Linked DNA regions of Homo sapiens: region 1 is linked to region 2. The links are chromatin loops, found by intact Hi-C in ENCODE. Cell type or tissue: heart right ventricle. All regions are shown on one strand. Links, peaks and the distances in the headings refer to the core of each region. The heading gives the core; the rest is flanking DNA.

Evidence for each region. Hi-C counts contacts between places; a loop is a spot of excess contacts. Peaks named below come from ENCODE experiments on the same cell type or tissue, not always from the same donor. Only the 100,000 strongest peaks of a DNase experiment are listed, where the experiment ranks them.
Region 1: a loop joins it to region 2, with 5 times the contacts of the local background. A loop is called at or near these places in 26 of 110 quality-filtered maps.

What each region holds. Positions count from the first base shown.
Region 1 is chr21:34,342,241-34,352,853 of GRCh38, reverse strand. No RefSeq gene overlaps it. Among named protein-coding and RNA genes, the nearest start is that of KCNE2, 16 kb to the left of the region's middle. In heart right ventricle, for the core only: a CTCF peak has its summit at 4,753 (motif pointing right); DNase peaks (open chromatin) are centred at 4,753, 6,733, 7,203, 8,893 and 2 weaker places; H3K27ac peaks cover 3,871 bases.
Region 2 is chr21:34,196,530-34,207,142 of GRCh38, reverse strand. No RefSeq gene overlaps it. Among named protein-coding and RNA genes, the nearest start is that of LINC00310, 21 kb to the right of the region's middle. RefSeq lists an enhancer at 2,488-3,486. In heart right ventricle, for the core only: a CTCF peak has its summit at 5,009; DNase peaks (open chromatin) are centred at 2,492, 4,352, 4,512 and 5,062; H3K4me3 peaks cover 914 bases; H3K27ac peaks cover 2,967 bases.

The sequences.
Region 1 (10,613 bases), core at 1,069-9,068, 150 kb before region 2:
TGGGGAGGCCTCAGGAAACTTACAATCATGACAGAGGGCAAAGGGGGAGCCAGCACTTCTCATGACCAGAGCAAAAGGAAGAGAGCTGGGGGCGATGCCACACTTTTAAAGAACCAGATCTCACGAGAGCTCACTTACTATCACGAGAACAGCTCCAAGGGGATGGTGGTGCTAAACCATTCATGAGAAATCTACCCCCATGATCCTCTCACCTCCCACCAGGCCCCACCTCCAACACTGGGGAATTACAATTCGACATGACATTTGCTGGGGACACAGATCCAAACCATAAAGACATATTTTTTGACAACATCTCCTTATTCTCACAGCCTTTCGTTTGGGCAGATTTTGAAGTGGGTTTTCCCTGGAACTTTTGTTTCTGATTCAGAGACAGAAGCCCAGGATGGAGAGTGCTCAGGGCAGGAAAAGCGCCCCCAGCTTCTCCCTGGGAACACCCCCCACCACCATGGAGTCCCACCTCCGCTTTCCCGATGCTCTCAGGTTTGGACTCAATGGGGACGGAAGCCAAAGCCAAGCACCTGCTCCCTTAAGAAATCTTTTCAAAGGATTCCATGTCCTTGAAAATTTAGAACAAACCCATGGTTCCTTGCCTTGTCTTAAAGGAAACTCATCTCCAGGCCTCTCTGGGATTCCAAAGTGGGGTGGCTTTCAGAATTTGCTTCCAATTAGCAACCTCACGGAGATAGCACAGCTTGACTGAGTATTCAGAAAGGGCATGGCCCAGGAGAGCCTGCTGTCTACATCTGGAGAACCCCTGCCAACCACAGTCTCGTTTATTGTCTTTCAAACCTCATTAGGCAGGGTGTTTACCATAGGGTCCTTTTTGCTAGGGCCAGAGAAAGAAAAGTCTAAATCTCAGGCTGTGGTATTCAAAATGGCCACAATGTGTCCCCACTGTGCTGCCGAGTGTGCCTGGTTCATACGCAGCAGTCAAAGTCCAGAAGTGTCACCTCTGCAGTGACAATGAAAACCAGCCTCATGTGCTCTGGGCAGGTGGCGCTCCCTCCGCTGCCTGCAGTGGCTGCCAACAGCCCAGAGAAAGGCTTTGAAATTTGCTTTTCTTTTTTCCTTTTTTTCCCCCAAATTTTAGAGAATGTAGGATACAACCATTTTGTACATTTCTCTCTTTTTAAGTTATTTTTTCAAAGAATTATAGATTCACAGGAAATTGCAAAAATTTTGTGTGTACCCTTCACCCAGTTTCTTCCAATAGTAACATGGGACATAGCTATAGTATAACATCAAAAGTATGAAATTGATGTTGATATAATCCTTGTAGTTACATAGACCACAGACCATATTCACATTTCACCATTTTTACATGCACTCATTTGTGTGTGTGTGTGTGTGTAATTTGATGCAGTTTTTTTTTGAGATGGAGTCTCTCTCTGTTGCCCAGGCTGGAGTGCAGTGGCATAATATCAGATCATGCAACCTCTGCCTCACAGGTTCAAGCAATTCTCTTGCCTCAGCCTCCCAAGTAGCTGAGGTTACAGGTGCCCGCCACCACTCCCAGCTAATTTTTGTATTTTTAGTAGAGATGGAATTTTACCATGTTGGTCAGGCTGGTCTTGAACTCCTGACCTCAGGTGCTCCACCTGCCTCAGCCTCCCAAAGTGCTGGGATTACAGGTGTGAGCCACCATGCCCAGCAATGCAATTTTTTGTGTGTAGCGGGGACAAAGTCTTGCTCTGTCACCCATGCTGGAGTGCAGTGGCATGATCACGGCTCACTGTAACCTCAAACTCCTGGGCTCAAGCAATACTCCTGCCTCAGTCTCCCAAGTAGGTGGGACTACACACATACACCACCACACCCAGCTAATCTTTTGTGATTGTTATTTTTTGTAGAGATGGGATCTTGCTAGGTTGCCCAGGCTGGTCCTCAACTCCTGGTCTCAAGCGATCCTCTCGCCTCGGCTTCCCAAAGTGCTGGGATTATAGGTATGAGCCACCACACCCAGCCTTGATATAATTTAATCTGATGTATAGATTTGGGAAACCACCACCAAAACCAAGGAACAAAATTGCTATATCACCCTTAAGAAACTCCCTAGTGCCACCCCTTAATAGTTGAACCCTTTCTGCAATCCCTAGGCCATGGTAACCACTAAGCAGGTATCCCCTCTATAAATCTGTTATTTTGAGAACGTTAAAGAAATAAGAACAGACAGTAGGCAACCTTTTGAGATCAGCTTTTCCTCACTCTATATAATGCTCTTGACATCCATCCGAGTTGTGTATATCAAGAGCTAGTTTCGTTTTATTGCTGAGTAGTACCCCATCATATGAATATTTAACCATTAAATATCTGTTACTCTGAGTTATTTCCAGCTTTTGCTATCACAAATAGAGATGCTATGAAAGTTCATGTACAGGTTTTGGTGTGAACATACATTTTCATTTCTTTGGGCAATCTCTGGGTTACATAGCAGGTACATGATTAATTTTATAAGAAACTGCCAGATGAGTTTTCAGAGTTGCTAGACCATTTTACATCCCTACCAGTAATGAATGAAGATCCAGCTGCTCCAAATCCTCACCAACAGGGCTGTGCTTTTTGTATTCCTTGGTCATGAACTCTTAGGATTCAAGAATGTTAGAATTAGCCAAGGGTGGTGGTTCACGCCTGTAATCCCAGGATTTCAAGAGGCAGAATTGGGAGGATCACTTGAGCCCAGGTTTGAGACCAGCCTGGGCAATGTAGTGAGACTCCTGACTCTACAAAGAAAAATAAAAATTAGCCAGGTGTGGTGGTGCATGCCTGTGGTCCCAGCAACTCGAGAGGCTGATGGGGGAGAATCACTTGAGCCTAGGAGGTCAAGGCTGCAGCGAGCTGGGCTTGTACCACTGCACTCCAGCCTGGGCAACAGAGCAAGACCCTGTCTCAAAAAAACACAAAACAACTATATGGGGCCTTAAAGATGATCTAGTCCAGCCTATTGATTCTACAGAAAAAGGAACCAAAATTCTATAAGCATCAATTCCTTCTTTAAAAATTCTTAGTATTTAGGCTGGGTGTGGTGGCTGACACCTGTAATCCCAGCACTTTGGGAGGCTGAAGTGGACAGATTGCCTGAGCTCAGAGTTCAAGACCAGCCTGGCCAATATGGTGAAACCCTGTCTCTACTAAAAATACAAAAATTAGCCAGGTATGGTGGTGCACACCTGTAGTCCCAGCTACTGGGGAGGCTGGGGCAGGAGAATCACTTGAACCCAAAAGGCAGAGGTTGCAATGAGCCGAGATGGTGCCACTGCACTCCAACCTGGGCAACAAAGCGAGACTGCGTCTCAAAAACAAAACAAAACAAATTATTAGCATTTTTCACTACCTTCCCTGTTTGCCCAGTCTCAGAAAGAACTGTCTCCTCTTCATAACATCTCTGGAAACTTGTCAAAGGTTGGGCAAGAACTTAGGTCCTTGTTCGAGCCTCTGGGAAAGGTCTTGCCCAGGAAACTTGACCTTGTGCTCTGCTTCCGTTAGAGAGCCCAGGCTCCAGCAGCACTTTCAGATTCTCATGTGTCTCGACTGTTCAAGCAACCCTGCATTATCCACTCTCAGGAAATTACTGGTGGCAGCAAAGTTCAAGTGCAATCTGAACCTACAGCCCACAGCCAGCACTTTCAGGTTCACCCTGCCCATCAGTAACGTCAGCAGCCATTGCTACCAGCTCAGCTACTCCCATTTATTGAGCAACTCCTGAGTGCCAGGCAATGTGCAAGAAACCTTATTTATTTATTTATTTATTTATTTATTTATTTAAAGTAATAGCTTCTTGTAAAAAAAACTTATATTTTAGGTTTGGGGGTACACGTGCAGGGGTTGTTATATAGATAAACTTGTGTCATGGGGGTTTGTTGTAAAGATTATTTTGTCACCCAGGTACTAAGCCTAGTATCCAATAGTTGTCTTTCCTGCTCCCCTCCCTCCTCCCACCATCCACCCTCAAGTAGGCTCCCGTGTCTGTTGTTCCCCTCCTTGTGTCCATCGGTTCTCACCATTTAGCTTCCACTTATAAGTGAGAACACACGGTATCAGGTTTTTGGTCCCTGTGTTAGTTTGCTAAGGATAATGGCCTCCAGCTCCATCCATGTTCCTGCAAAGGACTTGATCTTGTTCTTTTCTGTGGCTGCGTAGTATTTCATGGTGTAAGAAACTTTATATACCATGGCTCTGGTTTTATGCCAACCCTGCAAGGTAGTTACAAAGAACCTCATCTGACAGCTGAGAAAAAAAGGCTACAAAAACTCATACTCTGAATGAAAAGTTTTGGACAAGAGGACCCAGGTTCTTTTGCACAACTCACAATTCAAAAATGCATAAAATATTGCTTTTGGTGATAGAAATGGCCTTTGCTGCCTTTTTTTTTTTTTTTTTTTTTTTTTTTTTTTTTTTTTGAGACAGGGTCTCACTCTATCACCCAGGCTGGAGTGTAGTGTTGCAGTCAGGGCTCACTGCAGCCTTGACCTCCTGGGCTCAACAGATCCTCCCACCTCAGCCTGGCACGCGCCACCACGCCTAATTTTTGTATTTTTTGTAGAGATGGGATGTCGCCATGTTGTCCAGGCTGGTCTCCAACTCCTGGGCTCAAGCGATCCTCCTGCCTCGGCCTCCCAAAGTGCTAGGATTACAGGCGTGAGCCACCGCGCCTGGCCTTCTGCCACTGGCTAAGCTTAAAATGCGCGATGTGTTTCTCTCTTCCTGGGTTCTGTACCTGAAATTTGGGTAGCTGCCGCCAGGTGGCGCCAAATCTGAGCTTTATTAATCCAAGGGACCAGCTACACTTTGCCAGAGCCCTCAACTGATCTGACATCACGGTGCATGCTTCCAGACTAACTATGACATTTCTAGCACAGTAAGCTCTTTATTAAAATAGCAGACATCCTTGCTTCCTTGAAAATCATTAACTATTAACATCTGCACGTCTTTCTAAAAAGGATACACTTTACAGCAACCGGTAAAGAAATACAACATCTAGGTATAACATTAAACTTTTCTTACTAAACATTATTTTAAACCGCTGCTTATTCTAACTTCACCTGTTCTGAACACAGATGCTCTTGGGAAATGGATGTGTTCAGACCCTTACAGCATTTGGAGTGATTAAAAGCCATGCATTTCTTTGCAGTTATCTGTGCAGATGAAGTTAAAATGTATCAGTAGCTTTGTTTAATGCCAGGTTTGTTCGAGAATGTTTTAAGAATGTAAGCCCTTTTGTTTTGATTGTCAATGCCCATTTTCTCATAACTCATTAATTTCCCTCTATTTCTTTCTACATGGGTAGATTATTTTCTTTTTCTTCATTCTCCCATAAAAGGAGAAAAATAACTGCTCATATATGCTTCATGTCCCAGTGACCTCTCATGGTTATTTTTCCTAGTTTGGATAGTTCCTACACAGGAGTTTTCTTCCTCGTTCTCTTTTCTTTGAATTTTAAGTAGGGTGGCCAATTTGCACTAGTTTGCCTGAGAACTTTTCCATCCTGTGTCCTGAGTATCCCATTAGTCCCAGGCAAAGCAGGATGGCTTGTGACCCTAGCTTTCGGTTAGAGCAAAAGTTAGCCTACACTGAATTTAAGATGCAGATTCAACTTCAACCACTGTAACAGGCTTCATTGTCAGTCACAGACCTATTTTTCATTCATTCCTTCAGCAAATCCACTCTGCCATCCCAAATCCATCTCAGTGACTCTTAACAAGTCCATCTTTCATTGCAGGTTTTTTGTTTGTTTGTTTGTCTGATTTTTAAGGTGTAGTCTCGCTCTGTCTCCCAGGCTAGAGTGCAGTGGCGCGATCTCGGCTCACTGCAACCTCCACCTCCTGGATTCAAGTGATTCTCTGTCTCAGCCTCCCGAGTAGCTGGAATTACAGGTGTGAACCACGACGCCCGGCTAATTTTCATATTTTTAATAAAGATGGGGTTTCAGCATGTTAGCCAGGCTGATGGCGAACTCCTGGCCTCAAGTGATCTGCCGGCCTTGGCCTCTCAAAGTTCTGGGATTACACGTGTGAGCCACCATGCCCGGCCTCGCTGCAGTTTTTTGACACCAATGATTTGTGTTAAACATCTTCTCAGGCCCACAGTGCTGAACACAGAATCTAATCTCAATAGATGCTTCATTAATGGTTATTAAATGAAAGGAAAAAGTGGGCACCCCTCTTTTCCTTGGGGCTACTGCTGCCCTCACTCCAGAGCCTTAAAAGCCTCTGCTGCAAGCTCAAGACAGCTCCTGGGGGAAGTAGGAGACCAGTGGAATGTCATGATGTTATGTGGGATCTCAGCTCAGATAGGGACAGCAGTGTCCAAGAGTTTTTAAAATCTACCTCAAACTTCAAAATTCCTTGTTACCCTTCTGGGAATAAAATCTCCCCAAATTTGTTTTCCATGAGGTTTATATTTATATCTATAGAAGCTAGCATTTAGGAGGGATTCATAATTCAGAAGGGTCTTAATTTTGAATCAGACCTCAAAATTGAAGCCGAGGAGGTAGCGGTGACTAGGGTGGGGGGAGAGGAATTTGCCTGAGAGATTGTCCTCTATTCCCAAATAAGTTCTGTCTCTCTTTCCCAGCCAGACTCTCTATAAAAGGGAAAACTGGACAACAGGCAGTGGGAAAGAGAGCACAGCCTGGCAACTTTCTGTGAAACACGTACACCACGCTGTTTACAAATTCCTGTAGCCAGCCCCGGAATCCAAATGTAGACAACTCTGTTTATGTAACGAAAATAGACACTCCTGCCATGTGATTAAGGTGGCTACTGGGAGTTGGGCCCCTGTTAGGAGACATTTGCTGCAGCTGGGGCCGGAGGGGAGGACGGGACATGGGATCCCCCGGGACCTGGGGCAGGTACGAAGCTTTTTAAAGATGAGTTTTCTGGTCCGGAAATCTCCCAGGATAGGCACATCTAAGATGCAGCGGGGGAGCTGACAGAAGTCACAGGCTGGCCCTTTCTTTGCCGCCCATCCCAGAGGATGGCATTCTTCATCAAAGGGGAGATAGTCCAGCAAGCCGCAGCGTCACCCCTCCCAGCAGGGGACAATAAGTGGTCCGAGCCGGCCAGCTCCTTTCTCAGCATGGGGTTTGGAATGAGGCCCCTTCCTGCCCCACCGGAAGACTTCCAGCATATGGTTCCCATCAGCCACCCACTGTCTGGGTCAGTAAGGAGGCTTGAATGTTCCAGGGTCAGGAGATGCACAGCCCAATAAAACATTCCCTCCGAACGCTGATCCTGAACCCACCATTCCCTTCACACCTCTGCACCCCCAGTCTTGTGACTCAGATGGCCTTCATCCAAGAGCCTCATCTTGGAGATGCAGCTCAAATGGCGTTTCCTGTCCAAATGTTCTCCAACCCCTTCCCATCCAGAAGAAGCCATTATTCCCTCCCCTGGGCATTGTGGTCACCCGTCTCTAGGTCAGTCCACTCCACTCATAGTCACCTCCAACCCTGGAGTCAGGGCTTAGGTTTCATGATCTTTCCACCAGCCTTCGCCCTGGTATAGTATTCACCACAGGCAACCCCACTGTTACATGGCTTATCTTTCTGAGTCATTGGAAGGTGATGTCCAGGGGCCAAGTATTCGGTCCAGAAGACAAGAGCAGGAGCTGTGGTGCAGTGGTCAAAACTGGGGACGCTCAAGTTATCCCATCGATTCCCTGCATCCCGAAGAAGGAGGCCAACATTCTTATCCTGGCTTCTGAGGCCAGGCATGGCTGCCTGGCACCCGCCCTAGCTCATGCTACGCTGGGCTTCTCCTAGCTGTCTGCACTCCAGGCCTCTTGGATTTCTCAGTTATTAGAATGATCCCTGTGCCTTGGGGACTTCTACCCTGTCTCCTCTCCTAAGCCTGCCTTCCTGCCCCTTCATTTCTACTTCCTGCTGCATCTACTCACTGTTCAGGTGTCCACTTAAACCCCCCTCCTTAGGGACAACTTCCTGGATAGCATCTCCCCCTCAGTTAGATGAAGCCCCTCCTTTTACGTTTGCACCACATGCCAGGGACTGCTCTGTGTGACTTGTATGCAGAGGACAGGGACAGGGTCTAATCCGGGGAACCCAGCCTCGGCTCTCTGTGCCCCACTATCAGCACTCAACCATTTGCTACTTTCCTGCTTGACTCCTAGAGGACAAGAACTCCATCTTTTCCTCCAGTCTTCCCAGGGCCTAGGAGTGAAAGAACTAATAAATAAACCAATGACTCGACCGAAGAGGCCCTAGAAGAACCCAGCAGGGAGAGCCTTGAGCAACCAGCATTGATGTCACCTTGAGGCAAGACCAAGCTGGAACTCAAAGGTGGCCCACTACAAAAGGGGCTTCCAGGGAACAAAGGGTGACTGTTCTCTCCCCAAACCAGCGGGATCTTGCAAGGCAATTGGGTCAGAGGAGAAAAGGCCACAGAAAAACCCCACAGTTTTAAGCTGAGTGCTGTTTTCTCTTATTCCTTGGAAAAAGTAGAAGTGTTTGTCACTGAGTTCCTCAGGGGCATGCGGGGGGCTGCACATGTAGCAGAGGGAAGGAAACTTCCTGACAGAATCTTCGATCTTAGGCAGACTCAAGGAGAAAGAGGCCCCACTGAAGTCACACTTGGATGCCAAGCTCACGGTGCAAGGGAGGGCACTGTGGCTGCCAGGCCTAGCCCAGCACACACAGAGGGCATTCACAGCGCTGTGGCCACAGCCGGCTCCCACCCGCCCGCCCTGCGCACCCCCGGTAGCAAACAGAACGCTCTGTCTCGGTTCCTGAGTCAAGCCTGCACAGAATTAACTGCAATAATTGGCAGGTGGGCCTCTGGCTTCTGGGTTTTAATTCACCAGGGGCCCATGAAAAAGAAAAACTGGATGTTTTGCAGCAACGGTATTTAGCTTGGGATCCGAGAAGTTTCAGCTTTCCATGTCAAGAAACGAGCTGTGTGGCTGCAGCTGCCCTCAGCCAGCAAGAGCTCCAGAACAGCCTTGGAGAAAGAGGCCCCCTCCTGCCAGTCATTGGTTCCTTCCCAGGGAAAGAGGAGGAAATTGCCCTTTTCTTTGACCTGCTGCCCCTCTTGGGAGCACAAGATAACGGAGAAGAAAGGAAGGAGTCTTTCTGGAAGGATTTATTTTTCTGGATGGAAGGGGGTGATCATCACCTCCAGAGACTATCCAGGCATGATTCCCTTGTAATCATTCCCATGAACACATGTGATAACGGGGATGCTTATCCCAACCCTTAGCTGAGCCACCGTTTTAACACGAGCTGCTGCCGAGGCTGCAGGAGTTAGCCACGGCCACTGCTGCTCCTGCTGTGTGCCCACTGCAGGCATTACTAATCAACAATGGTTATCTTTTCCCCTAAGCCTTAGAATCCTTCTCAACCCTGTGGTCCAGGAAGGCATAGCAAATCGATAGAAGCTGGCATGAGAGCTGAACAGGATTGGCCACTTCAATTTAGTAACTCACAAGAGGCCCAAGTTATAATATATCATCAGAAAGCTTCTGGCTGGGCGCAGGGACTTATGCCTGTAATCCCAGAACTTTGGGAGGCCAAGGCGGGAGGATCACTTGAGGCCAGGAGTTTGAGGCTTCAGTAAGCCATGTGCATCACTGTGCTCCAGCCTGGGTGAGAAAGTAACACCCCGTCTCTTAAAAAAAAAGTTCCTCAAAGATAAGAGTGAAGTGATGCTGCCCTACTTCAGGACTGTGGCTTTGATGCCAGTTACTGCCCAAAGCCGAATCTTCAGGATAGAGTTCAAATGGCGTTTCTACCCCCTCCCCATCTGGAAGCAGCCATTGCTCCCTCCTCTGGTCATTGTGGTCACCCATCTGGGTTCGTCCACTCCACTCACAGTCACCTCTGGCCCCGGAGTCAGGGCTTAGGTTTCTGATGATGACCACTGGACGGGATTTCACTGGAGACCCAGGCACGGTGGCCCAGGGCTGGGACAGCCACTGCCAGGGACTCATCCTTTCTGCTCACCCTAACCCGCCCTTGAAACTTGTCCTTCAATTGGACTTTTTGCCCCCAGTTGGCTACAGCAGGGACAGAGCCAGCCACCACCCCAAAGTCAGTTCTGAGAGGCAGCTGCCCCCTCTGCAGTGGCTTCCTGCCAATGCCTCCTCATCTCTCTGGCTCAGCAGGCTGAGTCTGGGATCTTTATTGTTGGAAGCTAATGGGAAGTGATGGCATGAGAGGACTGCAGCCTCCAGGGGTGGGAAATGGTGAAGAAGTGGCTTCCCTGGGGTCAGGCCCACATTCTCCACAGAGGAGAAGGGCCTACATTCAGGCGCCAGGTAACACCAGCTATTCCTTCATGGACGATGGTCCTTGCAACCTTAGGCGTCCTTCCAACGGGCTTCAGCAGGATGTCTCCTTCTAGACTCCCTTACCCACGCTGTTTTTCCATATGTTAGAGACAAAAGCCGGAAGCAATTATAATAGTGCCGCCCTCTTTTCAGCCCGAGGCCAGGAAGGAGCACCCTGTGCCATCCAAGTTGGGTGCTGTGCCCTGAACTCTAACCTATGGTCCTAAGAAGGAAGGAAACCTTGGCAGCTCCCTCCTTCCCTCCCACCTCGCTGCGTGCTGGGAGAGCTAAGTGCTTGCGTTCCTGAGTCAGAC
Region 2 (10,613 bases), core at 1,818-9,817:
TAACATATAACTGTTATCCCAGTAAAAGAAGTTTTTATCTATACAAAGTGATTCTAAATTTTACATGGAAAAATAAGAATAGACCAGCTATTTCTGATAAAATAAATGAGGAAGTTATACTATATATTAAAATATATTTAAAATCTTCAACAATTAAAACATAGTAGTGGCATATTACTTATTAGACGGACATATAGCACAGAATTGAAACCCTGGAAAACATCCAAATCATGCAATGATTTTGTTTAGGATTAAGATGGCACTCAACTACATGGGGAAAAGACAGATTATTCAATAAATGGTGTTGATAACCACCACTTTTGGATTTTGAATATGGGCTTCACATTTATAGTAGAATAAATTCTGACTGGGTCAAAGATTTAAATGTAAAAAGAAAAAACATAATACTAAAACAAAAATGGGAGCATGAGGAAGGCCTTGCTAACTACAACTCAAAATCTAGAAGCCACGAAATAAATGGTGAATAATTTCAACTGCATGAAAACCAAAAGCTTTTGCATGGCAAAAAGCAATTGAAAAAGAAAAAAAAAACACCCTAAGCAAAATCAGTAACAAATGACAAAATGAGGAAGATGTGTAACTCACATCACAAAGGATTAATTTCCCTAGTATATAATAAGCTTCTGCAAATTGATGAGTCAAAAGGCAAACAAACCAATAGAAAAGTGGGCATGGATATGGAGAGCTCACAATGAGAAACATACAAATTAAAACCATACTGGTTTTTTCAAATTTATCGAATGGCAAAAATCCAAAAGTTTAAAAGCCAAGTCTGTTGGTAAGCTTTGAAACATAGGCACTCTCTCTGATACATTGCTGCTGAGAGCATAAATTGGCATACCCCCTGTAAAGGCTAATTTGGCAACATCTGTCCACATTAGAGATGCATTTACCCTTTGACTCAGCAGTTTCACTTCTAGGAATTTACCTTATGCATAAACATAATTGTGTGCTGAACGAAGAATTGCAGTTGTCCACAGCAGCATTGTTTGAAAGCAAAATACTGCAGACAACTTAAATGTCCATTTCTAGGGGATTGTTTGGGCATATTTTAGACAGCAAGAAGCACTAGTAAAGAAAAATGAGGAAATGGTTTATGTACTATGATGAAAAGATCTCTAAGATGCACTGTCAACTGAAAACAGTGAGGTAAGGAACACTGTACTGTGTATTAGCAATCAAGTAGAAAAAGAGTTGGGAGTGGGGGAAGAACATATTCCATGTGCTTGTATGTGCAAAAATCCCACAAAACTCTAGAAGGATAAACAACAAATTAATAACAGTGGCTATGCCTTTAGGGTGGGGGATAAGAATTGGGCAGATGGGGGCCGGGCACAGTGGCTCATGCCTGAAATCCCAGCACTTTGGGAGGCTGAGGTGGGTGGATTACCTGAGGTCAGGAGTTCAAGACCAGCCTGGCCAGTATGGTGAAACCCCGTCTCTACCAAAAAGACAAAAATTAGGCGGGCATGGTGGCAGGTGCCTGTAATCCCAGCTACTTGGGAGGCTGAGGCAAGAGAATTGCTGGAACCTGGGAGGCAGAAGTTGCAGTGAGCCAGGATTATGCCACTGCACTCCAACCTGAGTGACAGACTGAGCCTCCGTCTCAAAAAAAAAAAAAGAAAGAAAGAAAAGAATTGAGCAGATGGGAAAGGACACTTTTCACTGTGTAATGTCTTATACTTGTTGATTTTTTTAACCATAAAATGCATTACTTATCCAAAAAGTTAAATAAATAAAACGTTCAGCTATGTGAAGGAAGCATAGGACAATATCCCTCTCTCTCCCTTTCCTTACCCCAGAGCAGCCTGGCTCCTGCAGAGCTGAGGAACTGAGCACGTGAGGTTGTCTTGGTTTCACAGAGCCTGGAGTGGGCATAGCTGAGTCCCTGAAGGTTACACGACTTGCTCAGGCCTGTCCAGTGAAGTCAAGGGCAGTTCCAGAGCTGGAAGCACAGGGCTGGGACGTGGCCTCTGGTCTCCTCCAGTGAGGAGGCAGGTGCCCAGGGGCAGGGTGCTTCTAGATGGCCCCCAAAGGAGCCCACCATTGCTACATTCTAGAGCAGCTGAAAGGGAGCCCAGGGCCGGCCAGCCAGCTCCGCAAAGGATTCTGGGTGATGAGGCATTGTGGGATTTTCTGAAATGACTTCATGTCATTTCTCTACCCCAGATCACCCTCCTCGCCTGGTGAGAGTTGAGAGGTCTCAAGCAGGATTCCAAAACCGAGAAGGGTCAGAGACTGGGAAAGGAAACTGGCCTCTCCAGCAGGAAGAAGCTGCCCCCAGGCCCTGGCCCCAGGATCTTGACTAGCCTATTAAAGACATGAGACTGAGGCCTGGACACTGGATTCCATTTTTTAATTTCCCTGGGGGAAACATTCCACACAGCAACCAGCAGGGTCATTTACTTCTTCAGGAGGCCTTTTATCACCCTGTGGCTGGAGGACCATCTGCAGCAGCCCCTGCTGTGCGCTGGCAACACTGAGCAGCATGTGCGCGGCTGCCAGGGGCTGCTGGCCACCTGGGCCTGGGTAGGAAAAGGACTTAATTAGCCACAAAGAGCTCCCTGAGTATGCAACTCAGAATCACTCAGTCTGTTCGCAAACAAGTAAAGCACCTACCATGATCCCAGCATAGTCCCGGTTGCCCCTGGGGTTCCCAAAACCCCAGCCTCCCTCATGCTTCTAGGCCCTCCACACAATGCAGCGAGTGACACGAATAGTCTTGCATTGGTCACTAACTGCCTTTTGCAGCTAAATTCTATTCACAGCAAGTCTGTGGCCTCCCCAAAGCTAAGGATCCCTGTTATATCTCCGGATATTCACAGAGCTCCCAGCGCAGCCGAGAACACACAGCCAGCCCTGCAATAAATGCTTGTTGGTTGCCTGCCAGGATCCAAGCTAAAAATGGAGTTGCCTTACGGCCAGGTAAGACCCAAGGCAGAGCTTCAGTCGTGCCCCCCCCCAGCTGTCAGGAACACTCACTGCAAAAGTCGGCCCTTCAGGTCACCTTCAAGGCCCTACAAACTCTATCCGGACCTGCCCCCCCATCAGCCTCTGACCCTGGCACTCATACCCCTCCAAGGACAGTGCCGGCCTTCCTGTTCCTCCAACAGGAAAGGCCACCGTCTCCCCTCAGACCCACTGCACTTGCTGGCTGCCCACTTCTAGAATGTTCTTCCCCTAGAAATCCATGGAGCTCACCCCCCCATCTCCCTGTCAGGTCTCTGCTCAAAGAGTATCTTCTCCATGAGGCCTCCTCATCACCCTATTCTAAAGCACTCTCACCCCGCATTTCCCCATCCCCCTTTCCTGCTTTCTTTTTCTCTATATCACTTACCACTGCCTAAACAGGAAAAAAAAAAAAAAGATTTTTCCTATTTATTTTATCACCGGTCTCCTCCAATCTAAGCTTTCTAAGAGCAGAGCTTTTTGTGTTTTGTTCAGCTGTGTATCCCTCCAGGCACAGAACAGGGCCTGGAGGGTTCAACAAGGCCCTCCAGGGCCTTGAGTAGGTGCTCAACAAATATTTACTGAATATATTAATATATGTATTGATTGATTAATTTAGCTGGGGCTCTTTCTTGAAGTTAATCGAATTAAAACAACATAGATTTTACATTGCTTGTGCACATGGATGAAAAACAGTTCCCTATACTTCTTTACTGTTTCATAGACGTAGTTTTATTTTATTTGGGTCTCACTAAAGACCTTACTCGATTAGATGGGGCAGAAATGGTTATGACCTTGATTTTACAGAGGCGAAAACTAAGACTCTGAAGGGTGAGATTTCCCCAGGACCTTCAACTGGTCACTAGCAGAACCGGGGCATCCAGGTTTCAGGTCCCATGTGCTGGGCTTTGTTTACTAAACCTCAGGGCTTTAGACTCAACCTCAGGGCTTCTCCGTGGATTCTTGCTGAAGCTTCCTACTTTGTTTCAAGAACCTGTATTTCCCCCTTTCTTTCTCTTCCCTCCTCCCAGATAGCTTGGGGCCCACAGTTCCCCACCCCTGCCCGATGCAGATGGCAGAAGAAACCATTGTAAGTCTCCTCGAGCTGAGCGCTGTGCACCAGGTCGCATTCTAAATTTTTGGACTGCGTTCACCAGGGTCTTTCACATTTGCAAGGAGCAGAAACAGGCCTGGATCCTCTGAAATAACAGGGAGGTATTGCCATAATTCACACAGAGTTAAGAAAGATAGGATTTCCTAACACAGACCAACCTCGCGGAAAAGCTGCGGCCCCAGCTCCGGGGACTGGAACGCAGGCTCGGGGCGCCTCCCCCTTCCCTGGCTGGCAAAGTCCTGTCCTCCATCTCGCCTCCATCCCCTCCTCCCCTGCGCTGGCAGAATGCGCAACGTGTCCCTTCTCGGTGGCCCTGGAATTTTCTGTGCGTCTCTGAATCATGGCACCGGTCTTGCTCCATTGGTTTTGACTGCTGGTCTTGGTCTCCTTCGTCCACCTTTGCGAACTCATCACCCTTTGCTCTCTAGGACCCACCGGCCACTTCTAAAAGGGCACCATAGTTCATAGGTGGATTGATCTAGAAAGGTGCCTCCTTCATTCTCCCCCACGATTTCTGGGTTGAAAGCCTGGTGGAGGCAGGGGGACAATTACAGGCAGGATTTATAACTTGGGTGGGCAAGCGTGGGGGTGGAGGACTGTGGCCTCTTTCTCTCTCTCTCTCTCTCACACACACACACACACACACACACACACACACACACACACACACGGAGGGAGGGAGAATGTCACCATTTGTCCCCCAGCTCCATTCCCCACTCCGCAATGATACAAGCATCGCCTGCTTTCTTTAATTTGCTTCAAGAGCTTTTGGTGCAGAGAGGTGGGAGAACAAGGGAGACCCCAACTTGTCGCACGGCGACTCGTGGCAAAACGCCTGGACCCCGGGGCGGTTTCGCTCAGCTCTTCCCCAGCTGGTGGCCACTCGGCGGCCGGGCTGCGGCATTCCGAGCGCGCGATCCCGCCAGGGCCGCCACCGAGGGCAGCGCCGAGAGCATGGAATTTTCCACCGCTCAGCCGAGTTTGCAGAATTGCGTCTCATTGGCCGAGCGGAGGTGTCTGTCCCCGCGTGGGTGCGGAGATGAGATTAGCCAGGAGCCCTCCTCAGTGGGCTTTGCAGGGCTCTGATTAATCAGGTCAGCGGGGCCAGGGAGGGGAGTAGAGGGCGGGTGGGAGCCTGTTTTCTAACCCAGCTCTGCTGCAGCCTTTGGACGTCCCCTCGCTGCACGGAAAGTGCGCCAGGGAGCTGGAAACAGTCGACAGCAAACCTTAGAATTTACCTCTTCATCGTAAAATCCCCCCAGAAACCACTGCAAAATAAGATTATCAAGCTAAACCCTGCCCCCTCCCTCACCTCCTCTTAATCTCCCTCATCCCCCAGTTAAGCCGGAACTAAAACCAGGACCTTACTCTCTCCTGTCCCTGACATTTAACCCCTTAAATTATCTTTCTGCAGTGACTTTCACAGATCCCAATCGCGACAGTGATTCAGGACCAAGTCAGTACTCCCCCACCCCCAGGGTCGAACAAGAAATGCAGAAGGTGGCAGGAAATTAGAACTAAGGGGAGTGGACCTTATTGTGCAGGCTGAAATGCCCACCTTCAAGTTAAAAGATGCAGCAAGACAAGACGCCTGGCTCAGCAGCGTGTTCAAATAGAGTGTTGGCTTAATGGAATTTATGTGTGAGCCAGTCGTGTTGATTTTTGATTTAAAATAGCCCCTTGTTTTATTTGCTCCTGGAGTGACTGCATTAGGAAGCTCCTTTCTGAAAGCTATGGTTAAATCTGCCACAAAGGCAGCCCTGGCCCTCACAAGATGTTTGATGAGTGAATGAACGCTGTTCCCGGCAGTCAGGGCCCTTGAATGAAGGTAGTATGAACTCCAGTTCCTCATCCTGGCTGGGTCATATACTTCTTCTTCCTCTTTTTTTTTTTTTTTTTTTTTTTGGGGGGGGATGGAGTCTTGTTCTGTTGCCCAGGCTGGAGTGCAGTGGCACCATCTCAGCTCACTGCAACCTCCACCTCCTGAGGTCAAGCGATTCTCATGCCTCAGCCTCCTGAGTAGCTGGGACTACAAGCCTTCACCACCATGCCTGGCTAATTTTTGTATTTTTGTAGAGATGATGTTTCACCATGTTGGCCAGGCTGATCTCGAATTCCTGACCTCAGGTGATCCACCTGCCTCGGCCTCTCAAAGTGCTGGGATGACAGGCATGAGCCACCACGCCAGGCCCGTCATATACTTCTCCTGTGACTTTAGACAACTTATAATTTTTTTTGAGCCTCAGACTCCTCACTTTTAAAAAGAGGCTAATAAATCCTCAAAAGGTAAATGGAGAATTACCCTATGAGCCAGCAATTCCACTCCTAGTCATATACCCAAAAGAATTAAGAACAAGTACCCAAAACGATACTTGTGCACAAATGTTCAAGGCAGAATTATTCACAAGAGCCAAAAGTGGAAACAATCCAAGTGTCCATCAACGAATGAAGAAAATGCAATATTACCCAACCATAAAAAAGGAAGGAAATTACGACACTTGCTACAACATGGATGAATCTGGAAAACATGCTAAGTGATAAAAACAGACACAAAAGGCCACACACAATATGTGATGAAATATTGTGATTCCATTTACGTGACATATCCAGAACACGTAAATCCACAGAGACAAAACACAGCTGGTGGTTGCCAGGGGCTGGGGGCAGGGAGAATAGGAAGTCACTGCTTAATGGGCATGGGGTTTCCTCTGGGGGTGATGAAAATGTTTTAGAACCAGATAGAGGAGCTGGCTGCATGACACTGTGAAGGTACTAAGTGCCACTGGATTGTGCATGCTTTAAAATGGTTACTTTTATGTTATGTGAATTTCATCTCGATAAAAAACTTTTTAACGGGGCTAATAATAAAAATACCTGCCCAGCCTGGCGTGGTGGCGTGCGCCTGTAATCCCAGCTACTGGGGAGGCTGAGGCAGGAGAATCACTTGAACCTGGGAGGCGGAGGTTGCAGTGAGCCGAGATGGCACCACTGCACTCCAGCCCGGGAGACAGAGCGACACTCTGTCTCAAAATAAATAAATAAATAAAATAAAGAAAAAACCTGCCCAAGGAGTAAATGTGATAATCTATGGAGCGATGTTTGAGCAACTTAAAAACCCTATTTCCTGATTCTCTCTGCCTTATTTCTAGAGTGGATCATTAGGGCATCACTTTTTCAAACATACAGCTAAAACTGAGGCAACCTGAGGCCCACCCAGCACCAACTGGAGCGTCAACCAGGAACAGAACCTTGTACTGTCCTGAGGTCCCTTGGCTAGGAAGCTGCAGCCATGTGGATCCATGTAAACAAGAGGCTTCCTGCTGTTAATCTAAACTCCAGGGCCAGAGCCCTGCACAGCAGTCAGTCCTACAGGCAGAAGAGCCTTGAGGCACCATGAAAACCACTTAAAACTTTTTTTTTTTTTTTTTTGGAGACAGGATCTTGCTGCGACCCCGCCAGTGCAGTGCAGTGCAGAGCTGCAATCACGGCTCACTAGGCTCAAGCAATCCTCCCACGTCAGCCTCCAGAGTAGCTAGGGCTACAGGTGTGCACCACCACCACACCTGCCTCCCCTGAAAACTGAATGGGAGGATTGGGCACTTCAACTAAACACAAAATACAACTTAAAGAAAAGCAATTCAATACAGGCTTCTCAGAGGGAAGAACCACAGAACTGGTGCTATGGTAGGCTGCTCATGCCAAGAGCCAGGCGCCTGGGCTGGAATCTGCCCCAGCTCTACCACCTTCCATATGGGGCACCTCGGCCAGGAGTCAATTTTCTTATCTAACAAATGGGGCTTACTGAAGCACCTACCACACAGGGCTGCAGTCAGGATTAGGCTCATAAACACATGGGCCAGAAAGAGAGTAAGTGCTTAACAAATGTTAGCTGGTGTTGTTGAGGAAAAGGTGATGGATGAAAAGAAACATTGGTTTTGCTCTTTGGGGCACCTGGTGGGGTGAGGAAGACTGGAGTCCCCTTAGAGCAGCTAACCAAGCTGGGCTGCAGCCTTTAGACGTCCCCTTGCTACACAGAAAGTGGCCCTGCTAACCCAGCTCAGCTTAGATCACTTAAAGGAGCAAGGGGCTGTGAAGTCATTTAAAGCAACATGAAGCACTGTAGGCAGGATGTGGGCAGGGGAAACTCAGGGTCAAACGACAGTGACAAAAAGGGAGAGAGAAGGTCAAAAGGGATATTCTAAAACTAAAGCAAGGAGCAGCTGGTAGGTATTGGGAGTGGGTCAGGAGTGGGGATGACTCGTATTTCAGGGGTCTCACCGGACACAGGAAGAGCCTTCTTTTGTTGTAACAGTGAAAAGGGAGCTCTGAAATGTTGTCCCCTGCCATGGGAGCACTTGGAAAGTCCAGTTCTCAAAGCAGAATTCACCACACAAGCAGCTCCTTCCGAGGAAAACCACGAATGCCGTAAACTCCACAGAGACAAGGACCCTCCGTGCAGGCGGCCCTTACCTGCTCGTCTAGTTCCCACCTGAATTGAAAACCTCATCATGAGCGTGCACCTTTCTGCAAATCAGCAAAGACCGACAGCCTTTTAGCAGCTAAAGAAAGGCCTGCAAGGTGCAGAAGTTAATAGGAATTAGGACATTGTGTGGTTTTCTGTGGTGAAACCCATACTCGTCCTTTGTCATATCAACCACCATCCTCATCATCCTACTACCCTCCCCGTGCCTGGAGCCTCCCAACCCACTACTGCCACAGTGTGAGAACCGAGGGGAGTCCCAGTTGGAAGGGCTGCGGTACAGCTCCCTGTGTGGTCAGCCTGTGTCCTGAAATCCAGTTCCCACCAGCCTCAGAGCAAGGAGCCCAGTGAACTAGCACTCCGGACAGTCCCAGAGGAAGGGAGACTTAGGCCTTGTTGAGATGCATCTTCAGACTGTCTTCAGTCTTCCATACACACATCTTATTAGCTGTTCACAGTAGGTAAATACTGGTATTCTATGAAGGACAATACAAAAAAGGAAAGGTGTCCTCTACTAGAAATACTTTGAAGCTATAGTTCTACGTGATTTTTCAATGTCTATAGTATTTCCTCCTCCTCTCAACACACACACATACACTGTCCTCTGCCCACTCCCACTTCCACCCCTCCAACACTGACACAGGGAAAATACTTTAAGTTGGATGGCAGGAAACTCGCAGTTAAATGGATTAAGATTCAGAGATCAGAGTCAGAACTGATTTCAGGTGCATCCCAATTTTTTTTTCCAGAGATGGGGTGACTTCATTTTTTCTGTTACCTGGGCTGGAGTGCAGTGGCACAGTCATAGCAGTCACTGAGTCCACTCCTGAGCTCAAGTGATCCTCCCACCTGAGCCTCTTGAATAGCTGGAACTACAGACACGTACCACCATGCTTGGCTAATCTTAAAAAATTTTTAGAGAAGTTGCGGGGGTGTCTCATTATGTTGCTTAGGCTGGTCTTGCTGAACTCCTGGCTTCAAGCAATTATCCCATATCAGCCTCTATTTTTAAAAAATACAAGTGATACATGTTTATTGTAGAAATTTTTAAAATTACAATTATGCAGGAAAAAAAAATAGGAAAAATTTAAGCATCCCAATCTTGCCATTCAGAAACTACTATTAAATTTTTAAGTTCCAATTTACATATACACATACACACACAGGATGGGGGAGGGGACCCCCGCCTCCCACAGCAGCTCGTTTGAAGGTGAAGGTGGAGAAAGTCTGGGAGGTTGAAGCTAGGTGCATGGATGCATAGAGCCAGACAGGACTAGCAACAAGGAAGAAAGCATGACTACTGGCATGGCCTCTGGTACCCAGGCTGTCCCTGAGCTACAGCTCAGCCCCATGAAATATTGTTTATCCTCCTGGTTCTTCGCAGAAAGTGGCATGGCCTGACCCCTTGCAGGACCGAGGCATATGCGGGACAGGTGGGAATGCTGGCCGGATGGTGTCCCCTTCCAGGGCACCAGCAGGGACTGGATTGTCCTCAGACACCTCAGTAGGCCATAGGAACCATGAAGCCAGGGAAAGAATTTGAGGGTTCATGCTCCTGACACATGGGAAACACCCCTAAGGCCCTTCAGGAATAACTAGAGAGACAGAGGAAGAAAGTGCTGCTGTTCTGCAAATGGAGTCCACCAACCAGGGGAATTTGAGTAATGACGATGAATGTAACTTCATTTTTCCCAAAGAGTGTTGAAGCCTGGGAAAATTAATATTTCTATATATATATATATTCTTAAACATAAAATCGGATCGTATCATAATTCAACTAGTAAGCTGTTTGCTTAAGATCTCATGAGCTTTTTTTCTCCCTGTAGATTAAGAGATAATTATATAATAATGCATTTCAAACTGTGTTCTATAGTTTTACCAAATTCTGGAGACCTGTGAAGGTATTTCAGGGCCCCTACAGAGGGGAGAGGACATTTTGCAGATGGAAGGAAGAGATGATAAGTCCCTACTCCCAAGTCAACCTAGAAGAGCATTACTTTATTTTATTTTTTATTTAAGTTACAAAAAAAAATTCTTGGAGAAACAAGC